3 separate regions of the Mus musculus genome follow, and regions 1 and 3 are each linked to region 2. The links are chromatin loops, found by intact Hi-C in ENCODE. Cell type or tissue: heart. All regions are shown on one strand.

The links. A loop is a pair of places that touch in the nucleus more often than their neighbours do. Peaks named below come from ENCODE experiments on the same cell type or tissue, not always from the same donor. Only the 100,000 strongest peaks of a DNase experiment are listed, where the experiment ranks them.
Region 1: a loop joins it to region 2, with 8 times the contacts of the local background. A loop is called at or near these places in 25 of 42 quality-filtered maps.
Region 3: it touches region 2 in a loop (12-fold over the local background); 12 of 42 quality-filtered maps call a loop at or near these places.

The regions. Positions count from the first base shown.
Region 1 is chr2:66,409,138-66,411,637 of GRCm38, reverse strand. The region is part of intron 1 of Scn1a (sodium channel, voltage-gated, type I, alpha); the gene reads left to right. Among named protein-coding and RNA genes, the nearest start is that of Gm13630, 2.3 kb to the left of the region's middle. In heart, a CTCF peak has its summit at 1,448 (motif pointing right); no DNase peak of the experiment used is centred here; H3K4me3 peaks cover 1,139 bases.
Region 2 is chr2:66,255,757-66,258,256 of GRCm38, reverse strand. It overlaps Ttc21b (tetratricopeptide repeat domain 21B), which reads left to right and starts at 1,640. Exons shown (of 29, transcript NM_001047604.2): 1 at 1,640-1,743. The coding sequence starts at 1,723. In heart, a CTCF peak has its summit at 1,196 (motif pointing left); a DNase peak (open chromatin) is centred at 1,556; H3K4me3 peaks cover 1,756 bases; H3K27ac peaks cover 1,060 bases.
Region 3 is chr2:66,798,518-66,801,017 of GRCm38, reverse strand. No RefSeq gene overlaps it. Among named protein-coding and RNA genes, the nearest start is that of Scn7a, 15 kb to the right of the region's middle. In heart, a CTCF peak has its summit at 959 (motif pointing right); no DNase peak of the experiment used is centred here.

The sequences.
Region 1 (2,500 bases), 150 kb before region 2:
CTACAAGGCTGAAAATCTGTGTGTGTGTGTGTGTGTGTGTGTGTGTTTGTTTGTTTTTGGTTTTGGGTTTTTTTGTTTTTTGTTTTGTTTTGTTTTGGTTTTTTGGTGCATGTCTACTAAGTGTTCTACCAAATGAGCTATATACTTCCAGCTCAATTTTGGTCAATTGCTTCCTTTCAGAAACTAAGAAAGGGGCCCAGGAGATGGACCCATGAACCCATAAACAAGGACTTGTAAAATTTCTTTATAAAGAAACAATGAAAATTACATCTCCAGGATTCTAGAATGGAAAGAGGTAAAATATTTACTATTTTCCAAAAAATAATGAATTCTGAAAGGGTGGGCCTTATCCTTATTCTTATTATTTATTTGTTGGTTGGTTGGTTTGTTTTGCTTCACAAACTATGTGGTCTAGAAAAGTCTCAATAAGGTTCAGAATGTCTCATTATTCTCAACATACAATGAGAATTGCTAGAGGAATATTAACAGTATATGCCTCCCTGTCCTGTAGTATGGAATAGACAAATTAAAGTCTAAGGGATATTGGTTTTTTTTTTTTTTTTAATAGCAAAGCATGTATGGTGACTTTCATCAGCATTAAGTGTGCTAAGTGACAAGAGAAACACACCCAGGGTAAATAAGTTTATGTATGACCAAATGTGAAAGACTAATGATGCTTTAAATTATAATATATGGCTTAGAAAGTTCAGTTCCTGTAGCTCCCCAGACTTCAGTATGGGCTCCTCATTGTTTTGGGAAGACCTAGTGGACACCAATAATATTTAATACTTACGTTTGTTCTCTAAAACATAGTGTGACAATTCAATGGCTAGTCATATCTGGGAGACAAATAGATATATTACAATAAAAGATGGTGAAACCATGGAAATGGGTATAAAAATAATCCTATTTAACATCAATACTAAAGATAGGGGGATATAATCTTCAAAACACACTCATCGATACTGAGTTTAAAATTAAACTCGCATCTGCCTCCTTCAGAGCCACTCACTATAGTATGAAAAGCACCGTGAACACGGTGTTAGAGAAGAAAGAATCCACAAAATTCCTCATGTAAAGTCACGACTACGTAGTAAAAGACTACTCACTTTTCTCCAGACAGTAGAAATAAGCAAATTTCATTCATGGGTTCCGTAATCTGTAAAAGTAACAATGAGTTTTTTTTTTTAATAGAGAAAATAAAGTAACATTTACAAACAAAATTAGCACCTTTTTTTTTTTAACTTAAAAGCAACGCTCTCCAGTTCTGATTGTTTTAATCTTTAAGTCAATAGTTCCATGATAGGCAGAGCAAAGGGGAATGAAAAAAAGGCATCTGAGGAAGTAATAAAACCAAAATAAAGAGGAAAAAAGAAAAAGGAACCAGAAGGAAGCGGTTGAGAAAGAACACAGAAATCCAGGCTGTGAGAACCTATTTACGATGTAGCCACTAGATGGCACTGTAACGTTAGGTGCTGTCTCCGCTTTTTTTTCTTTCTTTTTTTTTTAAAACAAGCTATTTGCTGATTTGTATTAGGTACCATAGAGTGAGGCGAGGATGAAGCCGAGAGGATACTGCAGAGGTCTCTGGTGCATGTGTGTGTGTGTGTGCGTGTGTTTGTGTACGTGTGTTCTGCCCCTATGAGGCTGCAGCCCTTGTGAAGCACTTGGTCACCTTTTGCAAGAAGGAATCTGAATCGTTGCAACGGAAGGTGCGGACTCGTCGTGGGGAGATGTTGCTCCTCACTGCAGATGGATAATTTTCCTTTTTATCAGGTAAGCCATCTGATTATCTCATTGTGATCTTCTTTGGTGGTGAATTCTTACCTGGTAAATCCTTGGGGAGAAGAGCCCACGGAAATAAGAGTTGGGGCAGAACAGGAAGTCTATTTTTGCATGTGAATTCGGACCAACTGTCCCCCTCCTCCTCCCCTCCTCCTCCTCCCTCCTCCTCCCCTCCTCCTCTCTTCCTCCTCCTCCCCTCCCCCTCCTCCTCCTCTCAACCTTCCATGAACTGAAATCAGGTTCGTTTTGCAGTTCAGCATTTTGATAGAAGGATGAGATTCTTTGGCCTAAAATAACTTGGCATCGGGCCAGCTCTTGCCTTTGCTTGCCTGCATCCTCCTAGGCAAGGTCTTGTCTTGAAGCCCCCTCTGTCATTGGTGCTTTGGAACTGGATTCGATGGCTGTGAATAGAGGTCATATCGCTCCTAAAGATGATGCAAAAATTAGACCTCACAGAGGAAGCAAGAAGGCAGCGGGGCTGCTCCTGGATCCTAGCATTGCAGGGGAGGCAGCTTCTTTGGGCAGAGGCTTGACTCTTGGAAAGGAGTGCCTCCTCCCCAGGACCAGAAGGGACAGATGCTGTTTCCCCCCTGACTCTTCCTTAACTACACTTGCAAATGAACTTTAGCAAAGTGATAAAGAGTCCCGGGTTTCAGACAATGCCGGGTGGGAAGGACTGACTTACTTTTAATTAGACAGAGGTCACCAACGGCAA
Region 2 (2,500 bases):
ATTTATCTAACAAGAACATTTTGTTCTTTTAAAGATGGTGTGTCTTTCCAGTTGTCTATCTTGAACTCATGGGCTCAAGTGCCCATTCTGCCATGGTTTCCTCTGTAATTGGGACTAAAGATGTGTACCCCTGGCTCTCAACACTAATTCTCACTCAGTATCATAAGGCCCTTTCTGTCCCAAGACTCCACTGAAACTCAAAAGGCTTATATGATGCTCAAAAATGTGGAAACTGGTGGTTTTCACTGGGATACAGTGCGATATTTCAGTGCACACATACAAAGAGCAGGGGTCACATTGGAATAATTAGCATCCCCACTGCTTTGTCATGACCTTAAGTACCTCTCTTCTTGATAAGATAGAATTCTAGAACTGTCTACATCATTCTGCCTGTTTTTTTTTAATTGAAATGGATTCTTCTCTCATCCCAACCACAGTTCCCCCACCCCACTCTTCCTAGCTTTTCACCACATCCGCTTCTCCATTCCTTTAGATCCATTCCCCCTCCCTCTCCTCTTCAGAAAGAAGTAGGCTTCTAAGAGATGACAGCCAAACAGGACCAAAATACAGTAAGACAAGGTAAAAGATCTCATACGGAGGATGGAGAAAGCAACCCGATTGAAGGAAGAGTCCTAAGAGCAGGCAGGAGGCCCACTAAAACATCAGTATAACGGCCACAGCTGCCTGCAGTCCTTTAAAGAATACAAGCAGAAACAAATTAGTGTGTCTAGATGCCCCTCTCAGTCAGCTTGCTGGATCTCATGATAAATACACTGGTGAAGATCTTCTAAGGAAGGCTGCCAGGAAGCAAACAGAAAAGCAAAAAGAAAAGCAAACAGCAAGTCCATGGTCCCAATGTCTTCTTCAAGGTCACGTGAGAATCTTCTAAAGTCCTTTCATTTGGCCTCATCTATCAAAGGTTCCACCACTCCCAACAGCACACGGGCTGGGGAACATTCAGCACGTGTGTCTTTGAGGGACAGTTTAGATCCAAACTACAGCAAACACTTAAGAAATAGAAATCTAAAAGAGGTAACCACATATTTTTAAATAAGACTTTGGGGGTGGAAATCTGGCGGAGCAGTTTAATAAGCACTCGAATAGCAAAATTACAGCAGCGCCTGAAAAGATTTAGAACAAGCCCAAGCCAGGCTTCAAGGTTTTTGCCGAACTGTGATTTTTCTGCGCCACCTTGTGGCCCAGACACGATTACTACACGTGTCAGGTAAATCATTTTCCCTGGTCAAGTACTAAGCCGCATTGCGCAAATCGGCTTCCACAAAAAATGCTGAGAAAATGGAGTCGGCCTTTGTTTGCAGGGATGAAAAGCGGCATGGCTCTCCCTCCTATTTGCTGCTTCATCATCTTTATTCTTTAATCTCATATCTCTTGCTCCACCCAATCCCTCCTCCTCGCGCCGTTTCCAGGCTGGACCTCCCTCCTCTAGCCCCACAACTCGGCAGCACTCAATGCTCAGCGGATTCCAGCCCCAGTCGCCCTCGCGGTCCTCCCTCGGGGTTCCCTCCTCGCCTGCTCCGGTGGCCCCCTCCTTCCTAGTCCTACAACTAAGCTCCGCCCCCTCACGCCGACAACCAATGGAGATCGGGCCACGCCCCTCGTGCTGCACGCCGCGTCCCTTAGGGTTTGAGGGCCCGGGAAGTGGGTCTGAACCCCTAACCCTGCGGCGGGCAGCGGTGGGCACCCTCCGGGTAGCCGGCGGCCATGGACTCCCAGGGGCTGAAGGTGAGCGGGCGGCGCGGGGCGTGGGCAGGGCGAGTGGACTGCGAGGTACAGGGTGGCTCGGGCAGCTGATGGTGAGAGCCTGCGGCCTTGGCGGAGATGCTGCGCCCCCCGCCGGGATGATCCCGAGGGCTCAACCACTGCCTTGCGGTTAACGGCCAGCCCCCAGCCTCCTGCTTATGTTGGCTTTGGACTTCTCCTGGGAAAGCCTGCTTAGTCTCCAAGTGTGATTTCTAGGGACTTAGCGAGCTAATGTCCTCTACCCGGCACTCACCTTTGCAAGCGGTTAACGAAAGTCCTTTAAAAGGAGGAGTATTATAGATTATGAAAATGGTCTTCCCATAGTTGCACTCAGCATATATTTCAGAAATGGTGAAAAACAAGGACAAGGTTTGGAAGCCTTTCGCGATCATTCCCCTCCCCTCCCCTCGCATCCCCTCCCCTCCCCTCTGTCCACTTTGGGACCTGTTCAGTATTTGTGGAGCGCTTTTTCTTGGGTGACTCCCGGAAGTTGGAGCTAGCTGAACAGACTCCTGGACATGAGATTTACTCATTCAAAAATCCAACACTGGAAAAAGTTCTTAGTACATTTAGCAAGCATTGGTTGACTGCCTTCTGTGTGTTTTGCACTATTTTCTAAGTACTTGCAATACTGCAGTAAAGGTGCTTAGTCTTGCAACTTTCACTTGATTTATGAGGGCTGACCCCACAAGCTATTAAACACATGAATGTCATGAGAACTACTGATTATATTCAGAGG
Region 3 (2,500 bases), 540 kb before region 2:
GAGCACGTGTGATGTTTATAATGGATCTCTGTTATTTCTAATGTTCCTTATTGCAAATTTCTCCAGAGTTGAAATGCGACAAAGCTGATGTTGCCTTGAGATCACTGTTGGCTCTAAGAGTACAGCAGAATCTTCTTCTTGTTGTGTTCCATGCTATGATTTGAAAGGAGAGGGAAAGGGCACGTGTTTCAGATTTTCTTAGATGTTTTCATAAACTAAGTATAGAGATAAATCTATGTCAAGTGGAGTAGGCTCAGCGGGAGCCTGATATTTGAGAGGAAATTAGTTTTACTGTGTCTATGAAGTTGTTTCTGAGGGAGGTTAACTTAGAAAATTATCTTCCCTAGTCTATAGAGCTCTCATCTAAAGTGTTGAAGGATGAACAAGGGAAAACTGCCTACCCTCTATCTTCGAATAGGCTGAAAGGATGAATATCTTGAGCTGACACAATCGGCTTCTCCTGCCTGCCATTAGTGTTGGATTCAGACTGGAAAATCAACCCCCGGATCTCTAGCTTACCTACAGAAATCACAAGACCTGCCCTCCTGCTTTATTTAATTTTTTGCTTAGTTTAAAACTACAGTTTTGCTATGTAACCCAGGCTAGCCTTAAAATCATTTTTGCATCAACCTCTTTAGTGCTAGAATTAAAGGCACTTATGCCATATCATGCTTTAACGTGAAATGGGTTTTTTTTTTTCAGTGTTGGGTATTGAACTCAGGCCTTTGTGCATACTAGACAAATTTTTAACACCAACCTGAATCAATGTCTCCAGACCAGACCGTTAATTTTCAATTGGAATAATTTCAAATACATAAGTCAAAGACTGAAAAAGCTTAGTTATTATTATTATTATTATTCTCCAAAAATTTGCAACTACAGTTCAAATAAATCTGACTTCTATCCCCAAATTATGTGACAGTCGTTGTTCTGTGTGGCATGCAAGGTTATATTCAAACACCAGGGGGCAGTAGAGTATTTTCTTCTTTTCAATACAACCTCTAGGAATTCTTAATTTGAAAATTTCAATCACTCACATTTAGTAAATGCCACTGTATGCAAATCCTTGGAGACAATGTTGAGGAAATTCATTAATAAATAATATGTATCCATCAGAGGCATTTAAAATGCATTAAATTCGAGTGCACTATACTGCAAGTGATCCATAGCTACACACGGTTGCTAATTACCCTGTTAGTCAGACATTTCCATCATTGCAGAATGTTCTTTTGGATACCACAGGCAAAGGTAATGCAAAACCATATCTTCTGTGAAGATGTGCTAGAGAGATTGAATCAGAAAAGTGTGGTGTCAGCAAACACAAGGGCAAGGTTTCAAGGAAGAAGTGATTCGAAAGTGCTGTGTTCTGACATTCAGGGAATAGTCTTCTACACATTGTACAAAGTCTCCATGTTTCTAGTATTTTATAATAGGATGTTATAAACTACAGAGGGACCGACATTTCATGTAAACGGAGTACTAAATTTTAAGACATCAACTAATTAATTATAGCCATTTTCAATTTTAAATTTTGTTGTTTAAAGTGTGAAGATTCTAACATAAAAGACAAACCAGGAGGACACGTTATGATGGTGTCAGCTGCTACTAGGTACCCCTGCGGGGCATGTGATGTCTGCAAGATGGTCTTATAGTTGGCCCTGACAGGATCATTTAAGGTAAGAGAAAAAAAAATCTAAGGTCAAATTTTGCAGAAACATGAAAGAGTGAATGGATTAAAAATATCACACAGAAGCCATTTAAGAACACAGTAGGGAAATAAAAGAGATACAAGAAAAGAAGGAGTCCAAGGAAGATCAGAGTTGGTTTCATTGCAACACCCCTCAAGCAATTGGTTCACAACCCTTAGGAAACCAAGTATTCCGTGTTCTGCGTTTGCTCACCTGTGCCCCTTTTCTGTAAAACTCGTGCATAGCATATCTACACTAATATGGAAGAATTTGGAAATCGAGACTAAGAAGTGAGAAGTGAGCTAAGCTAATGCCCCAGAAAACACATAAAGAAAGGTTCTGTGGATGGTCCACAGTCCTGCTCACTAAATAGAAGGTTGGGGAGAAACCCTGAGCCATCAGTCCAGAAGAGTCTGCAACTTCCTTCTCAGAGCTGTGAATTTCTTCTCCATTTCATGCTGTGCTGTCCACACACCACTGCTAAGGAAATATCTACATTGAAGAATAGTGTGTCTGTTACAACCTAGGTTATATACTAACTTACCAACACTTATTAACTGGGCCACTATGAGCTCATAGAGCTCAGAACTTTTAAAGTTATTCTTGCACGTTGCTTATTTGTACCAAGATCAGAAGTATTCAGAAAGGCTGAGCCGCAGCATTACTCAAACGATTTTTAAATATTTAGTACATCTGGGAATCTTCTTTATCTTTGCTATTCGTGATACATAATTTATTTCGCCCCTTTCTCCCGTATATTCTCTTTGTACTTTGCAATAAGCAGTCACCGTTCCAAGGAAGCTTGTTTATTT